3 separate regions of the Homo sapiens genome follow, and all the other regions are linked to region 2. A link is a contact called in ENCODE Hi-C or POLR2A ChIA-PET data. All regions are on one chromosome and are shown on one strand. The core of a region is the stretch at or near the end of the contact, and the rest is flanking DNA. Distances in the headings are between cores, read along the strand shown. Region 1 overlaps LOC124904555 (a long non-coding RNA gene). Region 2 holds the start of LINC02971 (long intergenic non-protein coding RNA 2971). Region 3 has its middle 16 kb from the start of TARBP1.

Evidence for each region. Hi-C counts contacts between places; a loop is a spot of excess contacts on that map. ChIA-PET counts read pairs that join two places held with the same protein, here RNA polymerase II (POLR2A). Pooled maps may share reads with other maps.
Region 1: a pooled map shows a loop between it and region 2 (2.3-fold over the local background). The contact joins the enhancer-like site here to the promoter of LINC02971 in region 2. A Hi-C loop is called at or near these places in 1 of 37 single-sample maps with no recorded cell type and 2 of 50 pooled maps. POLR2A ChIA-PET finds 5 or more read pairs at or near these places in 2 of 52 experiments (OCI-LY7 and naive thymus-derived CD4-positive, alpha-beta T cell).
Region 3: a pooled map shows a loop between it and region 2 (5-fold over the local background). The contact joins the enhancer-like site here to the promoter of LINC02971 in region 2. A Hi-C loop is called at or near these places in 11 of 168 maps with a recorded cell type or tissue (Caco-2, Calu3, HepG2 and 8 more), 34 of 37 single-sample maps with no recorded cell type and 20 of 50 pooled maps. POLR2A ChIA-PET finds 5 or more read pairs at or near these places in 10 of 52 experiments (A549, AG04449, B cell and 6 more).

What each region holds. Positions count from the first base shown.
Region 1 is chr1:234,670,192-234,674,583 of GRCh38, reverse strand. LOC124904555 (a long non-coding RNA gene) reads left to right here. Exons shown (of 2, transcript XR_007066952.1): 2 at 1,594-3,182. Among named protein-coding and RNA genes, the nearest start is that of LINC00184, 43 kb to the right of the region's middle. Within about 2 kb of position 1,865, at least 3 of the 41 ENCODE cell types and tissues checked have a DNase peak (open chromatin) inside an H3K27ac peak, as active enhancers do.
Region 2 is chr1:234,954,666-234,958,448 of GRCh38, reverse strand. It overlaps LINC02971 (long intergenic non-protein coding RNA 2971), which reads right to left and starts at 1,250. Exons shown (of 2, transcript NR_186179.1): 1 at 1,089-1,250. It overlaps LNCATV (lncRNA negative regulator of antiviral signaling), which reads left to right. Exons shown (of 4, transcript NR_125945.1): 3 at 371-770; 4 at 928-1,107.
Region 3 is chr1:234,492,603-234,496,924 of GRCh38, reverse strand. No RefSeq gene overlaps it. Among named protein-coding and RNA genes, the nearest start is that of TARBP1, 16 kb to the right of the region's middle. RefSeq lists an enhancer at 1,581-1,790. Within about 2 kb of position 1,529, at least 10 of the 41 ENCODE cell types and tissues checked have a DNase peak (open chromatin) inside an H3K27ac peak, as active enhancers do; they include GM12878, IMR-90, PC-3 and 2 more, where a contact is called at or near this core.

The sequences.
Region 1 (4,392 bases), core at 616-3,115, 280 kb after region 2:
CCTGAGGGGTGTCTCACAGGTACTCACAAACAGTCCTTCCTTTGTTCTGCTCAGCTGCCCAGTCCCCACCCAGCTGATGGCTACAGTTGGCCCCTACTCCTCAGTGAGAACATCTAGGTCCTCCCTGATTTGGGGTAATAGACCTCTCTTCCACCCTGTGCAACTCCTCCAAAGCAGAACTGCTCCTGGCCCCTTCTCCCGGAGCCCCTCATAAATCAGCACCTACAGTCTTGCCTGCAGATCCTCTGGCCTGGGGACCATGCTGGGCTACAGACCAGTTTCAAACAGACACCACACTGGCCTCCCCATGTTAGTGTCCCCCTCAGCTACCTGCATCTTCATCCACCTTCAGACAAAACCCCATGCAAAATGATGCTGCCCGAAGCCACACATGAGTTTGCCCATTAAGTTTAGATCCTAGCTCATGTCCAGATTAGGACGGAGGTGACATTCTTACCTTCTGGCTAGTTACAAAATTCTTCGAAAGGGAAAATGCAAAAACAATCAGATCCTAAGTGAAATTGTGGAGTGGAAAGACCCGTGTAGCATCTTCTTGCCTTGTATTTTGGGGAAGCTCCTTCCTTAGGGCAAGCATTCAGGGACTATCACTGTGCTCTCTCTTTAGTTCTGAAGTATATGCATGTCAATGAATCCACAACATTGGTTTGATATTCCACATAAAAATGATCAGCAAGGAGGAGTCCATTCTCTTCTTCCAGTGATCCATAGAGTGAGATCAGAAATTTATCAGCCAGATGACATAGGATACAAGATTCTTTTGGATAATATGTGTAATGAAAATGCAAACAAATTTATGAAAGAGTTCTGTGAGCTACTTCATAGTCTGATTGACTCATACACTTGACAAGGTGAGGGGGCCCTCTCCAGACAAGGTGGGCCACAAAGAGCTTGGCCTCTGGACTCAAGTCTTGGTCCGCCATCTGCCTTACTATCTGGGTAATCTTGGCCAATTCGCTTCGCTTCTCTGAATCTCTGTTTTCTCACCTCAAAACTGAAAATTCTTGCTGAATTATTGTAAGAATTCGAGAAGATTTAATAGGCGCTCAGTAAATGTCAGCTTTTGGAGCCACTATTTAGTCTGGAAATAGTCTTTGGAGGGGACTCATATGAACCATATGCATAGCACCACCTCCATGTCTGTCTTTGAAACATACCCCACTGTCTCTTTCTCTCACACACACGTGCGCACACACACAGTTAAGGCTATGGGTCCCGACTGCCAGGGTTTGAGTCCTGGTCCTACATCCTTCTCCCTGTGTGACCCTGGCCACCTTACTGAACTTGTGGGTGTCCTTTTCCCTCATCTATTAAATGGGGACTTTTATGGGTGGTATGAAGATCAAATAAGTGAATACATTTAAACCACTAGAACAGTGTCTAGTATATAAAAGAGTGTGCATGGGTCAAGTATTATTATTACTATCCATTCTTCATGATTCTTCTGGGAATTAAAAACCAACAAACCTCTAACTATCAGTGAGAATCCTGAATTCTCATCTTTCCCGCTGACCTTCATTCTGTAACCTCGAATGCATCTCTTTCTTCCATTCACACATCTGCTTTCTCTTCCAGAACAGCTGGTACAAGTGGATCTGCTCGGCACCTATAACCTAATTACCTCTCAGGCTCACACAAGTCTCTGGCCGCTAAGCGAATGATCTCCCAAAGGGATTATTCTCAAGCAGCACAGAAACTGTCCCTATGCCTCAGGTGGCCCCAGAACTCTTTCGTACTAGAGACTTATCTGTTAATAAAGTTAACAAAGGAAAGTGGCCTTCCAAGAATGTTTGTTTGGGCCACTACCTGGAAGAAATAACACTTGACCATGAGAGACTTGGCTGAGCAGTGCTGGGTCAGCTTAACCAAAGAAGACCAGCCATCACCCACGGCAAGAGCAGCTCTGACTTGGACCCACTGTTCCCCCAGCCTGTTAGCAGCCTGTGAACAATCTTTAAGTGACCCCTGGCCCTGTCACATCTCCATTCAACAGGGTTCTTGGGGAGGATGTGTGGACCGAGAACAGTGCCCACCCACACCACCTGTAAGTGTGGCCACGGCAGCCAGCCAGCATGGATGCTAAGTAACAAGTGGTATTGGGGCACAGATGTGGCGGGAGCGCTTTGGGGCAAAGAAAGAGGTGCTGTGAGTGAGGACAGAAAGGAAGGGGAAAAAAAAGCCTCATGGGTTAGAGCGCCTCTCACCTTTGGCTCTTCTTCAGAAGACTGGTAAAAGAAAACAAGAAGAGAAATTGGTTTCCCTGACTTCTCTAAAGCAAGCGTTCTTCAGAAAAGAGAATCGATCAGCCTGGTTAAAGTGGATAAACTATGTGATGTCCATCCAGAGAGGTGTCTATTAATGGCTGTAAAATGGAAAGATGAATCAATGGGACCGATTAATATTTATGAAGAGTTGAACTAGGCAGAGTGAAAAAGCCTTGTATATTGGATAAGAAAGGAAAAGCATTGCACACCATAGGATGCGTTTGTTTGGCTAAGGTTTCTGTTTTGATCACTGGGTAATTGTATAGAGCAGGGGCGTATGGTAGAGAAAGAAAATCTATATCTAGAAGTTATTGACTTTATGTACAAAAGCACTGGTTGGTGCCTATTTTTGAGGACCACTCCATCTTAAAAATAACTTTGGTTTTGTACGGCCTAGTTGTGGTGGAAAAGGAGCTCCAAAGAGTAAGCAAGTTTCCTACAAAAAGAATCCAAGCTGTTGAAACTACAATTAAGAAATGCAAAGAGTTACTAATTTTACTACTTAGAGGAAAGGAAATTCACAAGCAGGAAAGAAACTGTGGATCAGGGCAAGTTGTAACTCTAGAGGTTCAGAGATAGGAGCTCTAATTACACCAGGGCAAGGGAGTACTGTTTGGGGAAATTTCTGAAACATGAAATAGGAAAGCTGAGGGTCAAAATGATATTGTGATGTGAATAAATAGAGAAGACATGTTTGCATGGAGCTCAGCTGGGTAATCATGGAAAGAAGGAGGGGCGAAGGAGGAAACTGAAAATCGAAATAAAGAACAGAAGCACAGACCATGAAATATGCCAAATATAGTGTGCAAATACTCAGAAGGCATGGAAAGATAAGTTAGAAGCCAAAACTCAGTTATCACTATCGTGTGAAGGAACAATAAAACTCTTAGCAAAAACAAATGACTTAGCATGAGACCAATACTGCTTTCCTTAGGTAGCTTGGTCCAGAGGGAAAAGGCTGATATCACTCCCTATCAAGGGTTTTTAGACGGTTTAAGTGAGCTCTGCAAGTGGGAGACACGGTGATGATTATTGACAGTTGCTATCTTTCAAGGGGGAGAAGCAAACTGATGTTACACATTAGAATTAGTTAGCACCACCGAACACAGGTTACAAAAATACTGGGAGGAATTCTCTCTCCTGAGCACATTACGCAATATTTGCAAATGTGTGCAGGTAAGTGTTGACTCTCTCATCATGCTGGACCTGGAAATGGTTCTCAGCAAATCATGGCATGATTTCTTTTTCAAAGTTGGGTACACGAATATTATCGTAACCAGCTAAGAGCAGGGAGACGTGGCATGGGAGACTAACAGATAGTGCAGCTTTTAAGAGAAGACGTAGAAATCAATCTAGTAACAAATATTTATTAAGCATTGGAGTGTGCTAGGCACCAAGAGAAAAGAAACCTCCACAGCTGATAAAGCCTTTCAAAATAATGTCCTCAGTTAATTTGCACATTTCCATGAGGTAGGTGTTGTTAGCCATTTCCGTTAATGAGAAAAAAAAAAATGAGATTCAGAAAGGTTAATTAAATTGGAGATCTCCTGATTTTTTAGTTTTATATCCTTCCCGTGTCCTTTCCAGGCTTATATTCTGGTCCTATCACTTCTCAGCTGAGTTACTTCAACAAGTTATTTATTCTCTGTGTTCCCAGCTGTCAAAATGAAAATGCCAGTACCCACCTGGTAAGGAGTGAGAGAACATTTATAAAAATGCTCGGCTGGGTACCTGACACATAGGAGGTCCTCAGTAAATTTGTTTTCTCCCTTTCTTCCTGAAGTACGGTGGCAGAGGGATTCAGCCAGCCAGCCTGGGTAGCACAAGCCATGATGCCCTGCTGAATCTGTGTTCTAGGGTCGGACAGGGGGAGTCCTTTTGCCTAGAGGGATGGTGTGCGAGGCCTAAGAGGACTTGGGCAGAGTCTTGAAGGACGAGCAGGATTTGCTGTGGTGGAGAGGTGGTCACGGGTTGAGCAGATAGGAGAACCAAGGAATCAAGGCAGGGAAAGAGAGGGGATGCATGTGAAGGGCCAGGAGCTGTTAACTAGTTTGCTAAGCAGCAGGCGAGGATTTAGAAGGAGTTGGAGAAGTGTGGAGGGAGCTGAGGC
Region 2 (3,783 bases), core at 1-2,500:
CTCCCAGCTTATTGTGATTCAGCAAGACCCTGGCGTGTCACTTACGGGAGGTGGCCTTGCTGGGCATAGTGCCGGCCAGCCAGAGACCCTCAGTGAACAGGGGGCGTTTCCAGAGGGCCTGGTGTTTTCTGCATGGCAAGACTCCTACAGAGAGGCTGACCTGGTTTTCAGAGAGCAGTTTGCGTTTCGGGTGGCCCTGGGGGCACATGTTCCCATTGGATTCCTGCACTGGAAGTAAGCTTGTGGGGCCGGGCTGCCAGCAGTGCCTGCCTTGTACCAGGGCTTTTTTGGTATGGAAAACTTTAGAGAGGCGTCACCACCACCTCTTTTTTGCTCAGCATTTGCTCATCTCTCCCCACCTGCTTTTCAGGGCTCAAGCCTGGAAGAAGCCTTAGGACGTGGGGGAAATGTCTAACGTGGAGTCCACCTGCTGAGCAGGACCGGGTGTGAAGGAAGAAGCTTTGTTCTGATTCCTCATGGCCCAGCCACCCCTCGCCTGAGCTGAGCCTGGCCACAGGGCCCGCCTGCAGGAAGGGCTGGCCCATGGCTTCACACTGGGCTCAGGCTGCGCTAAGAGCCCCGGGTGAGGACCTCCAAGCCCAGGAAGCCTCAGTTGGCCAAAGTGCTAGATGCGTGTGGTCTGCTTTCATCCCCGCTTCCCTCAGAGCTTGCATTTTCCAAATTCAAGAGAGGCTCCACCTTCAAGAAGACCGGCCTGTCCCTGTTATTTATGTGTCCCCCTACCATATCTCCCTTTGTTCTGCAGAGCGGTACGCATAAAAAGCTTTTGGGGAAGGGGAGAAGTGTGGCTCAGTGACTTGCACAGGAAATTGGAAATTGGATCCCCAGGTCTACCCCCACTCCTCTGACTCATGCTTAAACAAACCCAACACATGCCCTGACCTTTGCTCTCTCCCTCTATTGCAGGCCATACCTGCCAGCAGCCTGCTCTCCCGGCCATGCTGCGGTTCACAAAAGTCCAGCATTTGGCTAGCTTCCTGGGGGAATGAATCTTTCAGAGCCAAACTAATGCTATGCATGCAGCTTATGATTTTTTTTTTTTTGTCTTCAACAAAGTGAATACTTACTTTTTTTTTGCTCTTTAAATTGTCATCCATTATATTCATCAACACAGAGAGATGGAACATTTGGCAAAATTATTTTAAGTAGCACTCCAACCTGTGATCGTAATTTCAAATCAAGGAATTTGCTGAGCAGCTGTGGGGAAGAACAAAAGGCCTGAGAGTGATTTAGGGCCTGGGGGAGGGGAGGCGGTGGAGTTGAAGGCCCCAGCCGGTAGCAGAAACAGCTGGGGAGGTAGGTTGTGCACACCCCGTGGGGGAGCCGGCCTTCTCAGCCCTGCCATCCCATCCACACGTGCCTCATCAGAGAGTTTTCGTCTCCTGAACATACCACATGCAGCACTTTAAAATAGATAAACTAAGAGGATTCAGATTCAGTTTGATACCCTCGCTGAGAGCTTCGGCTCGGGAGTTGGACAGGCCTGGCCTTGAATCCTGGCTCTGCCTCTCACCAGCCTCAGTTGCATCATCTGTAAAATGGGGCTAATGTAGCAATCACTTCGCAGATATTACTATGAGGTTGAGTGTTTATTTGACCCAGTCACTGGCATAGAACAAGTGTTCAAAATACTATTATTATCACCAATATGCAGAAATGTTCAATGTATACACTCGGTTTTTGCAACCAATTTATTCAATGAACATCTATTGAGCACCTGTTATGTGTTAGGTGCAGGGCTGGGTGTTGTGTGGGTACAAACACATAAAGCATAGGAATTAATATGCTATTAGATAAACTAAAAAGACTTCTATTGACTTAAAAAGTAATAATGACTTCTAAGCATATTTAAGTAATTTACGAAAGAGCCTTTCTTTTTTTTATTTTTGAGATGGAGTCTTGCTCTGTCTCTCAGGCTGGAGTGTAATGGTGCTATCTCAGCTCACTGCAACCTCTGCCTCCCGGGTTCAAGCAATTCTTGTGCCTCAGCCTCCAGAGTAGCTGGGTTTATAGGCGCGTGCCACGACGCCCAGCTAATTTCTGTGTTTTTAGTAGAAACGGGGTTTCACCATGTTGCTCAGGCTATCTTGAACTCATGACCTCAGGTGATCCACCTGCCTCGGCCTCCCAAAGTGCTGGGATTACAGGTGTGAGCCATTGCACCCGGTCAAAAGAGGCTTTCTTAACAGATGGTCTATTAGAAGCAATTTGAAAAGAAAATATAGAGTTGAAAAAAATAAAAGGGAAGCTGCATTCTTTTTAATTGTTTTTGAACTTGTTGCTTTTCAACACAGCTATTATCTAAATTAACTTAATTTCTTAAAATAAGCCCTGCTTGATACCCGGGAACCTTCAATCAACTAATTTGCAGATAATCAGACCTATTTACAAATAGTCTGGTTTGTCTGAGTGACTTTCAGTGACACATGCATACTCAGAAAGGGTATCATTTGCCAGGGATTAGTCAGTTCTGCTGAATTACAGTCTTCAGAATGAGAAGTCATCTAGTTCAACCTTTCATCCTTTTAATAGAATTTCTGGTGGATAACAGCTGAGCTTCTCCTCCGACTCTGCTAGGAATGGAGAACTTACTACTTCAAAACGTAGATGCTGCCTGGGTTGAGCAGCTCTAAATGTTCAAGATGGAATCATTAATAGGAAACTAATTGAAAAGAATTTGCATAGCACGTCTCAAGGACAAAAATCCCTTCTGTTGTTTTTTCCTTTTGTCTTGGTCTGCATCTCTGTCATTTGGTGGTGTTTGGACTGCCTGTCTGTCTTCCCTTTTTACTCCGAGCGGCGGCCTGCCCTCTGCCCCCTGCCCCCAGGGGAACAACAATGGCCCTGATCACAATTGGGTGGCCAAGCATATCATGCCGTGGAAGTTTGGAGCCAACACTCAGTTCCAGTTGCTCCTCTCCTTATTCTCTAGGGTGGCTCCACTAGGTTCTGCTTTCTCAGAAAACAGCAGTGAACTTTGTTCAGCCGAAACCCTATTTCCCAAGCTGATACTTGCTCACTGGCCTCCCCTCCTCCAGCTGCTCCCAACTGCTGACCACTTCTTGAGCGCACTGCTAGCTGCTTCTGCTGTTCCAGCACTTCCTGGAAGGCAGCTGCAAGCAGCCGAGGCAGATGGAGCCCAAGCCCTGTTGCTTGTGGTCTTGGCTTACTGAGCCTGAATCCACGACCGGATCATTAGAAAAGGGACGGTGTGTGTGCCTACCTTTGAAGCCAGTAGGCCAAAAGAAGGGTGAGCAGGACAGCGCCATAACACCTAGAGTTACTGTGTTTGGTTCACACTTCTGGTTTCCTGCAGAATTGCTAGAATTTTTAAAAAAAGGAAGCAGCAAGTTGAGAGCAACTAAAGTAAAAAGAGAAAAGTGATACAAAGGGAAAGGTTTATTTTTGGAGCTCTTAGATTCTGAAACTCCTTCTGACTCTTTTATCCTTTTACCTCTCCCTTTCTCCTCACTGGGCTCTTTGTCCTCATGGGGACTGTGCATCTCTGGTCTCACTCTAGCTCTGGGTCCCTTAGGCTCTTCTGGTTTTCTGGCTCCTGGAGTGAGCCCTTTCAATGAGGCCCTCCCTCAATTTCCCATCCCTCTTGTTCTTCTGCCATCCAGACTCATCACAGCCCAAATCTGAGACCAGCTGGCTGCACCGCTGGCTACTCAGAGCGGCTGGAGACAGCCATGCCCTGGGGCGACTTGTTCCATGGTGATCTGACTGGTTCATGCAGGGGTCTCGGACCTCACGGACCTC
Region 3 (4,322 bases), core at 280-2,779, 460 kb after region 2:
GTACTATTCATTGAACTTTTCCATATGTTTGACAATTTTCAAAGTAAAAAACTGGGCAAGGGGGGATAAGTTTATGTCATATTCCTCATGAAGCGTGTTGTCAGCTTCATGTCCTATTCTTCTGGATGTTTTTCCAGTACTTCAGAGATTAGCCAATTATAGACGTTTGTTAGTAGTCTGACTTTCTGCAGTGGGTACTGCAAGTAAGAAAAAGTAAATGATTGGGAGGCTGAGGCTGGCCAATTGCTTGAGTCCAGGAGTTTGAGACCAGCCTAGGCAACATGGAGAAACCTCAGGTCTATGAAAAAAAAGAAAAAAATCAGCTGGGTATGGTGGCATATGCTTGTAGTCCCAGCTACTAGGGAGGCTGAGGTGGGTGGATGGCTTGAGCCCAGGAGATCGAGGCTGCAGTGAGCTGTGATCATGCGACTGCACTCCAGCATGTCTCAAAAAAAAAAAAAAAAAAAAAAGTAAATGGAACATGAAACATTAATGTTTCTACTGTCACATGGCTCAATTTCTTCTAGAATTCTTAATAGTACCAAGCAAATAAGATGTTAAAGTAGATTTTTTTTTAAGCTAGTTATATCCTATTCCTAAAGAATGCTCTTTAAAAAATAAAATTTTATGGCCAGGTGTGGTGGTTCACACCTGTAATCCCAGCACTTTGGGAGGCCTAGGCTGGCGGATCGCCTGAGGCCAGGAGTTCAAGACCAACCTGGCCAATATGGTGAAACCCTGCCTCTACTTAAAAAATACAAAAATTAGCCAGGTGTGGTAGCGGGTGCCTGTAGTCCCAGCTACTCAGGAGGCTGAGGCAGAGGAATCGCTGGAACCCGGGAGCAGGAGGTTGCAGTGAGCTGAGATCATGCCACTGCACTCCAGCCTGGGTGACAGAGTGTGACTCCATCTCAAAAAAAAAAAAAAAAAACAAAAACAAAAAAAAAACAAGAAAAGAAAAGAGAGAGGAAAGAAAGAAAGAAAGAAAAAGAAAAAAGAAAGAAAGAGAAAGAAAGAAAGAGAAAAGGAAAGGAAAAGAAAGGAAAGGAAAGGAAAAGAAAGGAAAGGAAAGGAAAGGAAAGAAAGATCTTTTAGGACAAACTCTGGACGTGAGGACCTCTTACACGGTGCTCATGTTCAAGCTTAAGGCATTACTTTTTGTAGTGTGTTTGGGGTGGAGGTGGAGGTTGAAGTTTGTGTCCCTCAATGACTGTATAGTTTTGCACACCCTCCCCACCCCACCCCCAGCTTGACATCATGGTCTTAATACAGTTAGAGACCTCATTCATTGCAATTTGACTGCTGCTTGAGCCGGAACTGTAAGATTCAGAGCTCTTTGCATACTTAGAGGTATGAATAGTGCGGTAACAATGAGGAAAGAAAGTAAGCTAAATTCTCAAACATTGTGTCATTTAGCATGAAGGTTTAAGATTGAAACTTTCTGCCTGAGGGAAGCAGAAAAAAAATGAGTTTGTACAGAAGGTTTCCAGTTTCTGAATGTAAAAGGCACACTAAAAATAGCTAAAGGGACTGAGTCGCCTAGAGGCTTCTTGAGTTGCCCAGTGGGAGTTCCTGCTCGGAGAAGCTGTCCTTCAAAGCTGCTGCTGGAAACAGCCCTGAGACCGTTGGTGTGTGATGCAGAGCTCTCCTGGGTGGATTTCATTTGGTCACAAGGAAGCAGGAGATGAAGCAGATGGAGATGTTTCTTCATGGAAGGATCCCCTAGGGGAAGAAATGTTCTACCTCTGACAGAGGCTGACAGTCCAGAAGGTAGAGGCACATTGTGGGCTCAGAGACCAGATCTTGCTGAAATCAGGGTCAACCAATCGCAAATGGGCACTAACCTCAAAGAAAGAGTCCTTTCTTTCCATGGCCACTGATACGGTGTCATTTAAGACCCTGATTTTTTCTTGTCTGGGCTATTACCACAGCCTCCTCTCTAGGCCCTCTGTCTCCAGTTTCCCCTCCTTCTCCAATTCATCCTACATATGGACTCTGGTGGGATTTTTCTGTAGCCTAATTCAGTTCAGGTGCTTCTATGTTTAACTTAATTTAATTTTTTAACAAATCAGACAACCAACTAACCAACCAATTTACCAAGCAAGCAAGCAAACAAAAACCCTCCAGTGGTTCTTCATCTTTTATTGACTTGACCTAAGCATCTTACCCAGTCCTGTTAACTAGTTCTGTCTTTTTAATCACATCAGTCACCACTTATTTATTTACTCCACTGAAAGCTGCAGAGAGAGGGGTGGGGGCATTTTCCTGTCTCTTTGGGGTGTCAGAGACTGTCATAGTTAGGTTTCTAAACCCCCATAGTGTTTAGTATAGTGTAATTCCCAGAATCAGGATTCAAGAAAAAGCCTTTGAGGGTATATTTACAAAATAATTGCAGGCAGGGCCTTGTCTGTCTGTACACCCATGTCCATAGCAGCATTATTCATAATAGTCAAAAGGTGGAAGCAATTCGAGAGTTCACTGATGGATGAATGGATACACAAAACATGGCACACATACAATGAAATATCATTCAGCCTTAGGAAGAAAGGAAGTTCGGATGCATGCTACAAAATGGATGAACCTTGAGGACATTATATTAAGTGAAATAAGCCAGTCACGAAAGGGCAAATACTGTGTGATTCTACTAATATGAGGTACCTAGGGGAGTCATATTCATAGAGGAGAGAGAAAGTGGTCACCAGGGGTTGGGGAAGTGGGGAATCAGAAGTTAGTTTTTAATAGGCAGAGAGTTTCAATTTTGCAAGATGGTCGCACAACAATATGAATGTACTTAATGCCACTGACCTGTTCCCTTAAACATGGTTAAGATGGTAAATTTTAAGTTACGTGTATTCTACTAATTTTTTCTAAGAAGAAAAGAAGGAATAACCCTGGAATGTTGAATCAAGGAGTTGGTGAGTGATTTCTCCTACACATTTGGGATCCTGCTCTTTCAACCTAATGGTTATACTTTTGAACATGCAAATCAAAGCAGTCACCATTCCCTCTTCTCCTCAAACAACCCTACAGTCGCTTCCCACCTAGAATGAGTCTGATATTCATGGCTGATTGTCCTACCTGGCCTGGGGTGCCCACCTGTCCTGCCTCCTCTGTCAACTCCATTCGTTTGGCCTTCCCCACTCTCCTTCTTCCCTGCTCCCAACTGCCTTGGGGTTTCCACATAGTTTCCCCTGGGGGTGGAGGAGGCTTTTTACTCAATTCTAGTCTAGTTGACTCCCTCTTTCTGTAGATATCAGCTGACACACTATTACAGGAAACGGGTCCCGATCCAAGAGAGGGTTCTTGGGTTTCGCACAAGAAAGAATTCAAGGCACGTCCATAAAGTGAAAGCACGTTTATTAGAAAAGTGAAGGAATAAAGAATTGCTACTCCGTAGACAGAGCAGACCTGAGGGTTCCTGGCTGCCCATTTTTATGGTTATTTCTTGATGATATGCTAAACAAGGGGTGGATTATTCATGGATCCCCTTTTTAGACGATATAGGGTAACTTCCTGACATTGCCATGGCATTTGTAAACTGTCATGGCACTGGTGGGAGTGTATTAGTGAGGACGACCAGAGGTCACTCTCGTCGCCCTCTTGGTTTTGGCCAGCTTATTTACTGTAACCTGTTTTATCAGCAAGGTCTTTATCACCTGTATCTTGTGCTGACGTCCTGTCTCACCCTGTGACTTAGAATGCCTTAACCATCTGGGAACGCAGCCCAGTAGGTCTCAGCCTCATTTTACCGAGCCCCTACTCGACATAAAGTTGCTCTGTTTCAAACACCTCTGACAACACCATTGATCAGAAAAGCCAGTCCTACTGCACAGACTGGGGTGAAGCATCTCATCATAGGCTCTCAGCATGTTCTTTGCTTCTTTTGCATAGTGGTTGTTATAAAATCATTAATTTGGCCAGGCACAGTGGCTCATGCCTGTAATCCCAGGACTTTGGGAGGCTGAGGTGGGCAGATCACCTGAAGTCAGGAGTTCGAGACCAGCCTGGCCAATATGGCGAAACCCTGTCTCTACTAAAAATGCAAAAATTAACCAGCTATAGTGACAGGTGCATGTAATCCCAGTTATTTGGGAGGCTGAGGCAGGAGAATTGCTTGAACTCCAGAGGTGGAGGTTGCAGTGAGCCAAGATTGCTCCACTGCCCTCCAGCCTGGGTGACAGAGTCTCCCTGTGTCTCAAATAAATAAATAAAAATAAAATTATTAATTTTCCATAAAACTATTTGGACTATTCTACAGACTGAATGTTGTGTCCCCTCACATTCACATGTCAAAATCTTAACCCTCAAGGTGATGGTATTAG